3 separate regions of the Homo sapiens genome follow, and all the other regions are linked to region 1. A link is a contact called in ENCODE Hi-C or POLR2A ChIA-PET data. All regions are on one chromosome and are shown on one strand. The core of a region is the stretch at or near the end of the contact, and the rest is flanking DNA. Distances in the headings are between cores, read along the strand shown. Region 1 has its middle 34 kb from the start of LUCAT1. Region 2 overlaps LOC107986432 (a long non-coding RNA gene). Region 3 overlaps ADGRV1 (adhesion G protein-coupled receptor V1).

Region 1 (3,619 bases), core at 551-3,050:
TTGGAAAAATATTACTCTGAAATAAAGAAAATTTATAGAAACTTGATTTTATTTTATAAACAAAGTTCTAATTAAAAAAAAAAAAAAAGAGCCGGCCAGGTATGGTGGTACACCCTTGTAATCCCAGCACCTTGGGAGGCCGAGGCAGGCGGATCCCTTGAGCCCAGGAGTTCGAGACCAGCCTGGGCAACATGGTGAAACCCTGTCTCTTAAAAAAATACAAAAATTATTCAGGCATGGTGGCACACACCTGTAGCCCCAGCCCCTGGGGAGGCTGAGGTGGGACTATCACCTGATTCTGGGGAGGGTGAGGCTGAAGTGAGCCAAGATCCCACCACTTCACTTTAGCCTAGGCGAGAGAGTGAGACCATGTCTCAAAATAAGTAAATAAAAATAAAAAGGAAGAAAGAAAAAGAGCCGAGTGGTGGTGCACGCCTGTAGTCCTAACTACTGGAGAGGCTGAGGCGGAAGGGTTCCTTGAGCCCAGGAGTTCGAGGCCAGCCTGGGCAACACAGAAAGACTCTCTCTTTTTTTTTTTTTTTTTTTTTTTTTTTTTTTTTTTTTTTTTTGAGACGGAGTCTCGCTCTGTCGCCCAGGCCGGACTGCGGACTGCAGTGGCGCAATCTCGGCTCACTGCAAGCTCCGCTTCCCGGGTTCACGCCATTCTCCTGCCTCAGCCTCCCCAGTAGCTGGGACTACAGGCGCCCGCCACCGCGCCCGGCTAATTTTTTGTATTTTTAGTAGAGACGGGGTTTCACCTTGTTAGCCAGGATGGTCTCGATCTCCTGACCTCATGATCCACCCGCCTCGGCCTTCTCTCTTTAAAGAAAAAAAAAAAAAAAGAAAAGAAATTTGTCTATATAAATATACAGTTAAAGCAAACAATATAATATATAAAACCAAATTTGGAAATATTTTTTCCTTCCATCAAAACTTAAACATCAATTTTAGAACACAGTGTTCTATATCGTAAGGAGTCCTAGAGTCTACCCAGTATAATGTCTCACATCCTCGCCCTCTTGCTATAGTTGTCAAACCTAAATGTACCTAAGAATCACTGATAGGTAGTTGGTTAATACGATGGATTATTTCTAGGCCCCGACCTCAGACAGGTGCCTCCATGCCCCCACCCAGCCAGGACATTCTGAGTCTGTAATTTGAAGTGAGCTTCAAGAATCTGCATTTTTACCGCGGCGCTTTTGATGCAGGCGGTCCACGGTAAAGTTAGAGAAATGCTGCCCTGCTGCTGCGCTGCAGATTGAACTCTGGGGAAGAAGAAATGAGCACGACCGGGAGCGGTCCATCTAAACCGGTCCATTTAGATGGACAGGTTTTAGCAGTCCATCTAAATCTGTCTCAGGAGCTTTCTTTCTTTCTTTTTTTTTTTTTTTTTTTTTTTTTGAGACGGAGTCTCGCTCTGTCGCCCAGGCTGGAGTGCAGTGGCACTCACTGCAAGCTCCGCCTCCCAGGTTCACGCCATTCTCCTGCCTCAGCCTCCCGAGTAGCTGGGACTACAAGCGCCCACCACTACGCCCGGCTAATTTTTTGTATTTTTTAATAGAGGCGGTGTTTCACCGTGTTAGCCAGGACGGTCTCGATCTCCTGACCTCGTGATCCGCCCGCCTCGGCCTCCCAGAGTGATGGGATTACAGGCGTGAGCCACCGCGCCCGGCCTGTCTCAGGAACTTTCAAAGGGGAGTGGCAGACAGAAAATGAGCACGGTATCTAATCAGCAAGTAGGATTGCAAATAAGAACGCCTTTATGAAGGCCCCAGTTTTTACAGTAAGTCCCTCACTGCCCGCACACAACGATGCCAAGTTCCAACCTGATTTGCGTCACCACAGTTGTGGGTTTGCGCCAAGGTTAGTTATCAAGCGTAGTGAGAGGATAAATTCACAAAATGAGGGACAAAAATAAGACGAGAGCTGGGTACAACGGAAGTGAAACCTGGGTGGAGGTCATCTCCAAATCACAGTGGAAGGACGATGTCAGGGATTTGTCCCAACACTCTTTTGATGAAAGAATTTGATTAGTGGACTATTGCACTCTTAAAGGCAAAGAAAACAAAGCACGGCAGTGCCCCGCTCGGTCGGGATTCAAAAGCAGTGAAAGCTGCCTTGCTCTGTTTAAAGCGACAGGACTGCTCTGCTATTCAGGAAAGACTAAGGAGGCAGCGGTATCTGCGAAGTCCTGCGAGCTCCCGGCGACAGGAGTAGCGCGAGCAGCTGACGGGGGAAATCCACTGGCAGCGAGTCGGATGAGTCAGCGCTGAGTCACGCTCGGCGCTACGTGCCGGCCTGGGCGGCCGCAGCCCGGGGCCCGCAGCCGCGGAGTCAGCAGAGATCCGCCGCTTCCTGGAAGACCCTCCCTGCGCCTGAGGGAGGGGGCGGCGTCGCCTCCTCGCGCCGCCAAGGCCCCCTGCAGTCACACACTCGCCCGCACGCACGACCTCCTCGCTCCATCCTGGGGACATCCAGGATTCACCCCCGAGGGGAAGAGTCCCATGTGACAAATGGTTAGAGCTTGGGCGGATGCTTTCATCCCATGTGTTTCCTCAAAGCTGAGATTCCAGCGCTCTTGCTCTTTTCGTGTTGTTGTTAGGTTTTTAACTTTTTTTTCCCGTTTCCTGGCAGAGGATTAACACGCTGATCTTTTTATAGTTTCCAATATTTTAAATGAAGCACAAGAAGAATGGATTAATAAAACGTGTTGAAACTTAAGCATCAAATCGTCACACTGCTCTGGGTTCTAAAATGACTAGAAAGTGACTGCACTAGAAGCTTTGAATGTTGGGTAACTGGGAAGGATTAACTCGGTTCTGATGTGCCCTTTGTTAATGAAAATCAAATCTTTGCTATTTGTCCAACCACCCTTATAATAACTAAATTTGTCTAAAGACTGGAGACATGTGTGGTAATAATTAGATATGGAGTCACCAAAGAACAGGGTAGCCATGCCTTTGTGTTTTCTGTGCCTTAACTAACATTCTGTTGTCCTAATGTGCAAATGATACATTGTTGGTTTTAAAAAATATTATGGCAATGTTTATATCCATGCTGAGAGTTAATAGCAGGTATTGTGTCATGAAGTGCAGCTAGTCAGTGAGATAGTCCTGATACAGGTGGGGTAATTATTATTTAGGGACAATTTGCGGCTGTTTTTCAAGACAGACTGGGTCTTTAGAAGTTGTGCCAGCTGTTACCGGTGGTTCTGCTTCATTGGGAGAATTATTTCCCTCCTTATCCCTGTGTACGTGTGAAATGATGCAAAACAATAGAGTGTTCGTGTAGTTTGACTGCTTTTCTTGCAGGCAAGGAGACTGAAGTAATTAGAGGTTGAACTGACTCACCAAGGTTACTGGAGAAGCATGACTACCCAATTTTGTAAAGGAGAGAAAAGCCCCAAACAAATACAAATAGGAAACATGAAAATACGAGAGAGGATCAGAGCCCAAGAAAGCAAAATGAGTAATATGGACCAGAAATGGAATCTCATATACTTGAACTAGTTGTAATGGGAGGTATACTTAATGCGCTAGCCTTAAAAAAAAAGTCAAATTATTGCATAAAAATTTAAGATTTTAAGTAATTACATACATCATTTGATGTTTTAAAAACT
Region 2 (3,873 bases), core at 346-2,845, 96 kb before region 1:
GTACAGTTCTCCAGATGGTTCTAATATACAGCAAGGGACAAGCTCTACTGAACTAGATAATTTTGGTTGTCTTTTGCATAACTTGTTCTCTTCCCAAAGAGTCTTCTGACATTACAGCAGTTCCCTGTGCAAGGCCAAGAGGTCCAGGTGACAGTCCAGGGAGGGGAAAAAAATGTGTGTTTCTTGATCCTTTGACACATGGTGCATGTGTTTGGGTATATGAAAATTATATTTCCTATTGCTCATTCTTTTCCTAGATTGACAGAGGATGCCCTGGATGCCACTTGTATCTCAGAATTAAGATTGTAACTAAATAGGGCATAGAATTTCTCTCAGCTTGGGTAGGAACAGGCATTCAAGAGACCAGAGAGGCCTCCTCAGAGATTCGCAGAAAGGGAGGACCTGGGTTACAAACTTTCTTGGAGTTTGCTCGCTGAGCTTAAGACTAGATGGTTGCCTGTTTCATACAAACAATGTACCCCAGGGTAAAGCTTCCTCTTCCAGCTTCCTCCTTCCTTATTTCTGTATTTGTAGAGCTTTACAAAGTGGTTTCTCTCTGACTGGCTACTGACTCCTCTCGCCTCTGGGTGGAGCTGAGTTCAGTGAAAAACAGGGTGACTTGAAAACACCACACCTATAATTGAAGAGTATTTCTTAAGGTCTTTTACGATCTGTCTTTTCTAGTTATTGCCTCTCACACTGTCCAAAATCAAACCAGCTGAGTCCACAATCCGGGTAACAGCTGTTCAGGCTTGGCATCAAACAACCCTTGGGACTCAGGGCATGACTCTTCAGTGAGATTAGTCGTAACCTAAGAGGCATCTCTGGCTACTTTCAAATTATTTCCATTGCAAAAGATACTGAATTATTTGTTGAATCACGTCATTTTCTTGGAAAAACCTCTGCCTCCGGGGTTCAAGGGATTCTCCTGCCTCAGCCTCCTGAGAAGCTGGGATTACAGGCAGGCACCAAAACAGCCAGCTAATTTTTTTGTATTTTAGTAGAGACAAGGTTTCACCATGTTGGCCAGGCTGGTCTCGAACTCCTGGCCTCAAGTGATCATCTGCCTGCCTCAGCCTCCCAAAGTGCTGGGATTGTTGGCATGAGCCACCACACCTGGCTCCACTAACTTTCCTAAAAGCTATTTACTATAAAAAAAATCAATATTATCTCTGTGTTACAGAAGAGGAAACTGAAACCAAGAAAAAAATAAGAGCATTGCCCAAAAGTGATTTCCACTTCAATCTTTTCCTTTTGTTTCTTTTCTAGCTTTCTTTCTGTTCCACCTTCATGTTTTTTTCTATTTTTTTTTTCTTGATTATTCTTTCCCTTTCATTTGCCTCTTTGAGTTTCAGGAATAAGAAATGCATTCTTAGAAGCATAAATGTTGAACTCAAGAAAAGACAAGTAAAACCTGAGTCAACTTGAAGCTGCTGTTCAAAGAGGGGAAAAAAGAAATCCAGAACAAGGATTTATTCCTGACCCAAACTACTGTCTTCATAAGTTGGCTGGCTCACCTGACTGTCAAAACAAGTTTGGGAAGGAGGAAGAAATGAACACATTAGCTTTGCAACAACACTTGCCCCACTGCCCGCCCACTTACTTGAAGAGGAAGTTGGTAAACTTCACCTTTGGGATTCTAAACGGCCTAGCTGCAATTCAGCTCTAAACATTGTACTATCCTGTGGCCAGGCGCCCCAAGGAATCTGAAGGATTCAGACGGGTGAAGTGATAACCATAATAATGCCTTCCATTTGTATAACCCCTTTACAAAGAATGTTTTCATGTGTCATCTCATATACTCACTTATGTCATTCATTAAAGTATATGGAAGGTCTAACATGAAAGTAATGATAGTGTTCCCCTAAATGAGCTCGAGACCTTGGTTTTTTTAAAAAAATCATACCTTTCTTGTCTATTTTGATAGTTTTCTAATGCAGTTTCATGGGGAAAAAAATCACAGAGATGACCTGATGGTACAAACTAAAGCTATCTCTGGAGACACCTGTCTAAAGAGTCATGGGTAGTTTCTTCTTAATATTTGCAAGTTGGCAATATTCCACTGAAGTCTTGGACTCTGTTGGCTGCCTGTAAGATCTCTCCCTGGAACACCCCAGAAGTCTCTACTGCTTTTCTAAAGAACTCATGAATGGGAAAGAGCTTAAAGTTATAAGGACTTGGAAATACTTTTTATAGAAAATCGGGAAAGTGAATCGGGAGAATTAACCTAAGGGTTTAATTAATCTTCACAGTTGGTTTGTGACCTATGATTATATTAGTCTCTTTAGGATTTGTCAAGAGAACTTGCATGAGATTAATATCCTTCCCTTAATCCCTACTTTTAATAGAGTTTTGTTTAGCCTCATGTTCTCAGCTGCCCTGTGCCCCTGCCAGAAATCCTAGCCCTTCCCAGAGGTCAGTTAGAGGTGGTTTATCAGATGGAAAGAATGAAATGGTAATCCCTATCAAACACTGAAATTTCTAAATCCAGGCAGAATTTTTATCATTATATGTAAAAAAAATTTGGGAAGTCCTCACACCTCCTAGAAGCAACACTCATTTAGAAGGTTGTTTGGTTTGTTTCCAAACGAACAGGTAGTTTCAGTTAGAGCTCTACTTTTGCAAATCAGACAATTTTAGTTAGTCAACATATAAAACATCCTTCATCTAATTTTACGTACATAGGATGAACATTATTGTGAAGAATGAAAGGAGGCATTAAAAACAATCACAACAGGACCACACATGCGAACATGGACTATCCAGGGTAAAACAGGACGTGTGGCCAACCCGCATATACATCAATATTTGAAACAGTTCTTCTCTAGTCCTCATATTTTTTTATTATATTGGAATGTGGCAAGGATATTGTTCACTTTCTTTTTTATACTGAGAAGTAAATTTATTCAAGTTTCTTGAAAAATAATCTTACATTCTAAGTCTCCACTAATCTGTTTCGAAGCTCATCATGTATTTATTTCTATGAAACTGAGATGTAGGCTTTCCACATAGCTATATTTTTGTGAATCCTCCAGAAGATTATTTAAAAATACCTACAGTTTTTCCCACTATTTCAACATTTATTCAAAGACATTTAGTTTTATTTTGAAAAACTTCGAAGTTTATTTTGGAATAAAAGTGTCAGTTCTTCCCCCCAATTCTCCAAGTTTTAGTAGAACAATGGATTTACCTTTTAGAAGAACATTGAGTATCTGAATATAACAACACTTTACTGTTGATTATCAGATGTCAAAACTGACAATCTCCGTCTCCCACCCATGAGTCAGTTGCCTGCCTAATTTATGTATAGACAGATAGAGATGTAGAAACATAGAGAGAGAGAGATCAGTGATAGATAGATAGTGCTGGGGCTTAGAACACAATACCCCAAAATATGGCACTTTGGTATGCTGAGTAGTTGGAACTGAAGGAGACTGGAAAGGCTTCAGAAGCAAGAAGTCCTCCCTGGCCTTCTCCAACCCTCCTTTCTGCTTTCCCACTTCCCCTCTGAGCAGATCATAGAAACTAGAACTCCTCATCCCAAAGCAATTCATAATACCTGTAAGTGTCACTCTTTGCCCTTTTCCCTTTTCTCCTGAAGACCCTCGTGTGACAAGTATCCTGCCCTATACCCAGAGGAAAGAATGCCAAACAGAGGGGCCAAAAAGAATCTGATTAAACAGGACTTCATAAGTTCCCCTAGTTTATGACCATTAGATCATAACCTTTTTGTCCAATTACATTTCTACATGGTTGTCCATTCTTCATTGAACCTAAACATAAAAGTACACAGTTTTCCCTGTGTCTTTAGGTCTTGATTTCTGAAGGCTCCTTATCACATAAAACTTTAATTGAATACATTTGTTATGCTTT
Region 3 (3,986 bases), core at 1,133-3,632, 120 kb before region 1:
ACAGGACTGATACTCACCCTATCCTAACCAAAGTATATTAAAATGTTAAGAAAAGATGAAGCTCATGATGAATGTAAATTATTACTTTTAGTTCCTTTATAATTGCCTGTTCTATTGACCAAAGGAAAGTGTCCCTGTTATCACAGTCGCTGGATTTTTCTTAAACTTTTGGTTTGAAATTTAAGCATGGAAACACCTTTCAGAAAATCAGGATACTTACTGCAAACTACCCGCCTATACCATTTAATGAATTGCAAAGGGATGGGAGACCTGGTTTGTGCTCCCAGGTCTCGGCATGTTATACTTGTGTGTAATATATGCCTTTTCTGAGTCTCAGTGAGGGATGAGTATCTGGATATTTGTGCATTTCTTTGAACTTGGAAGAAATTGCAAAGGAGGATGATGAGATGGGTCAGTAGATGTGGTGACTCAAGACGAGTCTAGAACTTGCTTACATATCTTGAGTTGCTAAACAAGCTCAGCATGCTTTCAATAAGGCAGAGCTTGTCTTTCTAGTGTGCCTTGTCCCAGTTGTCATCACATGCTTTATGATGATATTCCTAGTGGGATTTAGAGTAGGCAGACACTGAAATCACTGGGAGTTGGTACTAGTTAAGTCATTCGGCCTCAGTCTTCCCTGAGGCTAATCATGGGGTCCTCTCTGTTCCTCCCTAGTGCTTCCATATTTAGCTCTTCCTTGCTACAGGCCCCAGGGCCTTAGTCACCTCCTTATAGAATGGCCACTGTCTCGCCAGTTCACTGAGGTTCTTCCACATAACACGGTTCTCCTGTTCCCAGCAGAGAAGCATGGGCCATTTGTCCTTCGAAGGCCTGGAAGTAGACACAAATGTTACCTTCGGGGGCCAAGCATTATTTATGGTAGTCCATAAATGATTGAAGAGGGCTGGGTGAAAACAGAGACAAACTGAAGGACTGCCTGGTCCATGGGTTTTTTGTTGTTGTTTTTTGTTTTGTTTTGTAATGCGGAAATGCAGGCCCAATGTTGCCTGATCTTCTGGTTGTTGTTTTTGTTAGTTTTTTTTTTTTTTTTTCAAGAGAAACCAGAAATCTGATTTTTTTGATGTGAAATGTATTAATTGGTAAATTTTAGCAACTTAGTAAATTTTTAAAAATACATTGTCACTGGCAATATTCTGGTTCTTGAAGAAAGGAGTTTATGAGTGTTTGTTAAGCATTTTGCTTTATGGCTTATGTATACATTGTAGATAGGAGTATTATTAAATTTATCATCAAAACCTGGGCAGTGTGAGAGAATAAAGGGGAGGTGATTAATGATTTTGTCAGGGATGAGAACTTTTCACATTTTATGTCCTCCAGCTCCCTATTTTGAGGAGATGGAAAAATAAGTATCTGTAAAAAGGTATAGAGATGGGCCCTGATGGGCAGGCAGGAAGACATTCAGGCTGGAATTAACATGGTGCATTCAGGGCATCAGGAGACCTGATCAGTTTCAGAGAAAGCGCTCCAAAAGGCAATGGTTGGGATACATCTATTTGATAGGCTAGAGACAGATTAAAGACTGATATGAAAGCCAAAGCAGAGGGTTCCCAACTCAGTGTAACTGGCAATAGGAACTAACACTCGTTCTTGAGAAGGAGAGGGCAGTGGAATACAGAACAGACCAGAGGAACAGAACAGGAGATGAGATGGAGCAGGCAGGTTCACGACTTAGGATGCAGAGCACAGTTTAATACTACATTCAGCACACATTTGCTGAACACCTGCAGTGTACTGAGCACTGTCCTATGAGCTAGGAGACAGAAAGATAGGAAGGACATAATCCAGTGGGGGGGTCAGAAATTTTAAAAGAGAATCATCATGTTTCAAGGGATAGCAGAGTTGATATTGGTAGGAAGAGTGGAGGCAGCCAGATGAAGGAGGTGGGAAGTGAGAAGAGCACCCCAGGCAGAGGTGCCAGCATAAGAACGTCGTGTGAAAAGGCAGTGACCTGCTGCTCCGTGTCCTGAGCTTGGAAACCCTAGTGAGACATTAGGAGAGAGTGCAGGCAAGAGGATCCTGCAGGCCTTGAGACAGGGCAGAAAACAAGGCCTCCAGAAATGAGGCAGCAGGAGGAAGTGTATGAGAAAGCAGAATAGATCTAGAAAGAGCCAGCAGATCAGAGGATAAGATGGGCAAGTACCATGTCACAGAAGCAAAGAGAGGAAGTGGAGTTTCAACAGCGGCCTTTAACAGAGAGAGTGCGAAGGTCAGAGACCCAGAAGAAGGAGGGCTTGGCTAGAAGGTCACTAGTAGGCTCTGGCTTCCATCTCCAGATAGGCTAAGATTAAGCCAATTCACCATTTTCCCACAACTGTCAACTCTGCAGAATTGCCTTTTCTTCCTCTCAGACAGAAAGGGAAATCCCAGCTGCCTGAGCAACCGGTTTTTCACTTTCCTCCTTGTTTGCAGAGTCTAGTGGGGCTGGCCCTGGTAACCTCTGGTGATTCATCCAGCACACCCTATGACCACATCCCCATTGTGTGTGTGTAGAGAGGATGAGAGTTTATGTGTTCCTCTGAACGTTATTACAAAAGAAAAGAACATTGTTCTCTAGAAATATGAAAGAAAAAGAAAAGAACAAGGTGTTACTCTAGCATAGTTTTTTCTCAATTATCTGAGTTGTGAAAAAAAAAGTAATGAATAGTGGAGCTTCCTCAAAACAGATTCTGAGCGCTGTCAGTAGTTAACAGTAACTACTGTGGTGGAATTCCTGTGTGGATCTATTTTGGCACTGTGTTACGTAATTATTTTTATCTTAGGATCAGATCTGAATCATTCAAAGCCAATGTCTTCAGGGCACTGGTGTGACTCCAGGTGTTCTCACATGCCTGTCTTTCTTCTCAGATCACTGCCCAACACTGAATCTCAAGTGATGGACCTCAGTGCATATGAATTCGGGGCCTATATGTTTTGTAACAGCAAATCCTACCCCACTGGTGAAAAAGTCTAATAACCTGACTGATTTTCTATTTTGATGAGCCCTCAATTGAGAGATTATATTGTGGTAGTAGGTTACACCTGCCCACCATGTGAAAAACAAACAGTAAAGATTGAGAACCCAAATGTGTGTCTTTAGAAATTAATCCGTACAATTTAAAAAACTGCCAAAGGAAATGTAAAAGATAGTTTCATAATTGTTAGGTATTAATAATATCTATTCTAAATGTATGGCTTATTTTTTACTAATATAATAGAAATAAACAGGCTTGGACCTAATGTAAATTGATTCTTAAGAATTCACTGCACTAATAGTTTGGATTTTTGTGTTCATTCTATTTCTGTGGCAGGTGCTGGTCTCAGTGTCAGTGATAATGAATCTGGTCAAGGCAGCCAGGAGGGGGGCACCTTGACTGACTCCCAGATCGTGGAGCTCAGGAGGATACCCATCGCCGACACTCACCTGTAGCACCTCACTAACCATTCGACTGAGCACACTTTCATATTTGTATCAGCTTTTGTGCTAAAACTCTCTAAGTACATCCACCTGTGTAATAGGAACCTGTGAATTGTACTGGATGATTAATACAAACGTGATTGTTGTATTTGGAGTATAAATTACTGATTGTATGTGACCTGAAAATTCACTGCTATAAGAAAGGTGGAGTCAGTTTGTATCAGTTAATAGGATGTTCATATTCCAAGGATATTAGTTGTTTTTTTAATCATCCTATATGGCTAACATTGTTTAATGAAAGTAATAATCAATAAAGCAATAGAATCTATTTGGTATCATCCAGCTTCATTATTGATAAAGAAACATTGTGCATGGGCAAAAAAAGCTAACTCTATATGTAGATGATGACAAGCACCCTGTGCCATCTTGCATGAATCCAGGTGATCCAGATTCAAGACTTCACTGCAACTAGAAGACTTTAATTCTGAAAACTGTAAAATGGTCTGTCTGTTGATGATCCTGCACATAAATGTTGATTGGAGTACTGAAGTTGGCCTAGTCTTTCAACAGT

What was found. A loop is a pair of places that touch in the nucleus more often than their neighbours do. ChIA-PET counts read pairs that join two places held with the same protein, here RNA polymerase II (POLR2A). Pooled maps may share reads with other maps.
Region 2: a map of CD14-positive monocyte shows a loop between it and region 1 (2.3-fold over the local background). The contact joins two enhancer-like sites. A Hi-C loop is called at or near these places in 1 of 168 maps with a recorded cell type or tissue (CD14-positive monocyte) and 9 of 50 pooled maps. POLR2A ChIA-PET finds 5 or more read pairs at or near these places in 2 of 52 experiments (A673 and activated naive CD4-positive, alpha-beta T cell).
Region 3: a loop to region 1 is called in a map of PC-9, with 4 times the contacts of the local background. The contact joins two enhancer-like sites. A Hi-C loop is called at or near these places in 9 of 168 maps with a recorded cell type or tissue (IMR-90, PC-9, aorta and 5 more), 9 of 37 single-sample maps with no recorded cell type and 19 of 50 pooled maps. POLR2A ChIA-PET finds 5 or more read pairs at or near these places in 7 of 52 experiments (A673, GM12878, H1 and 4 more).

The regions. Positions count from the first base shown.
Region 1 is chr5:91,278,356-91,281,974 of GRCh38, forward strand. No RefSeq gene overlaps it. Among named protein-coding and RNA genes, the nearest start is that of LUCAT1, 34 kb to the right of the region's middle. RefSeq lists enhancers at 1,163-2,104, 2,103-2,362, 2,105-3,046. Within about 2 kb of position 1,801, at least 39 of the 41 ENCODE cell types and tissues checked have a DNase peak (open chromatin) inside an H3K27ac peak, as active enhancers do; they include CD14-positive monocyte, GM12878, PC-9 and 4 more, where a contact is called at or near this core.
Region 2 is chr5:91,182,321-91,186,193 of GRCh38, forward strand. The region is part of intron 6 of LOC107986432 (a long non-coding RNA gene); the gene reads right to left. Among named protein-coding and RNA genes, the nearest start is that of LUCAT1, 130 kb to the right of the region's middle. Within about 2 kb of position 1,596, at least 14 of the 41 ENCODE cell types and tissues checked have a DNase peak (open chromatin) inside an H3K27ac peak, as active enhancers do; they include CD14-positive monocyte, where a contact is called at or near this core.
Region 3 is chr5:91,160,474-91,164,459 of GRCh38, forward strand. It overlaps ADGRV1 (adhesion G protein-coupled receptor V1), which reads left to right. Exons shown (of 90, transcript NM_032119.4): 90 at 3,309-3,964. The coding sequence ends at 3,427. All of the region lies in intron 6 of LOC107986432 (a long non-coding RNA gene), which reads right to left. Among named protein-coding and RNA genes, the nearest start is that of LUCAT1, 150 kb to the right of the region's middle. RefSeq lists enhancers at 2,233-2,282, 2,303-2,432. Within about 2 kb of position 2,383, at least 30 of the 41 ENCODE cell types and tissues checked have a DNase peak (open chromatin) inside an H3K27ac peak, as active enhancers do; they include GM12878, PC-9, ascending aorta and 3 more, where a contact is called at or near this core.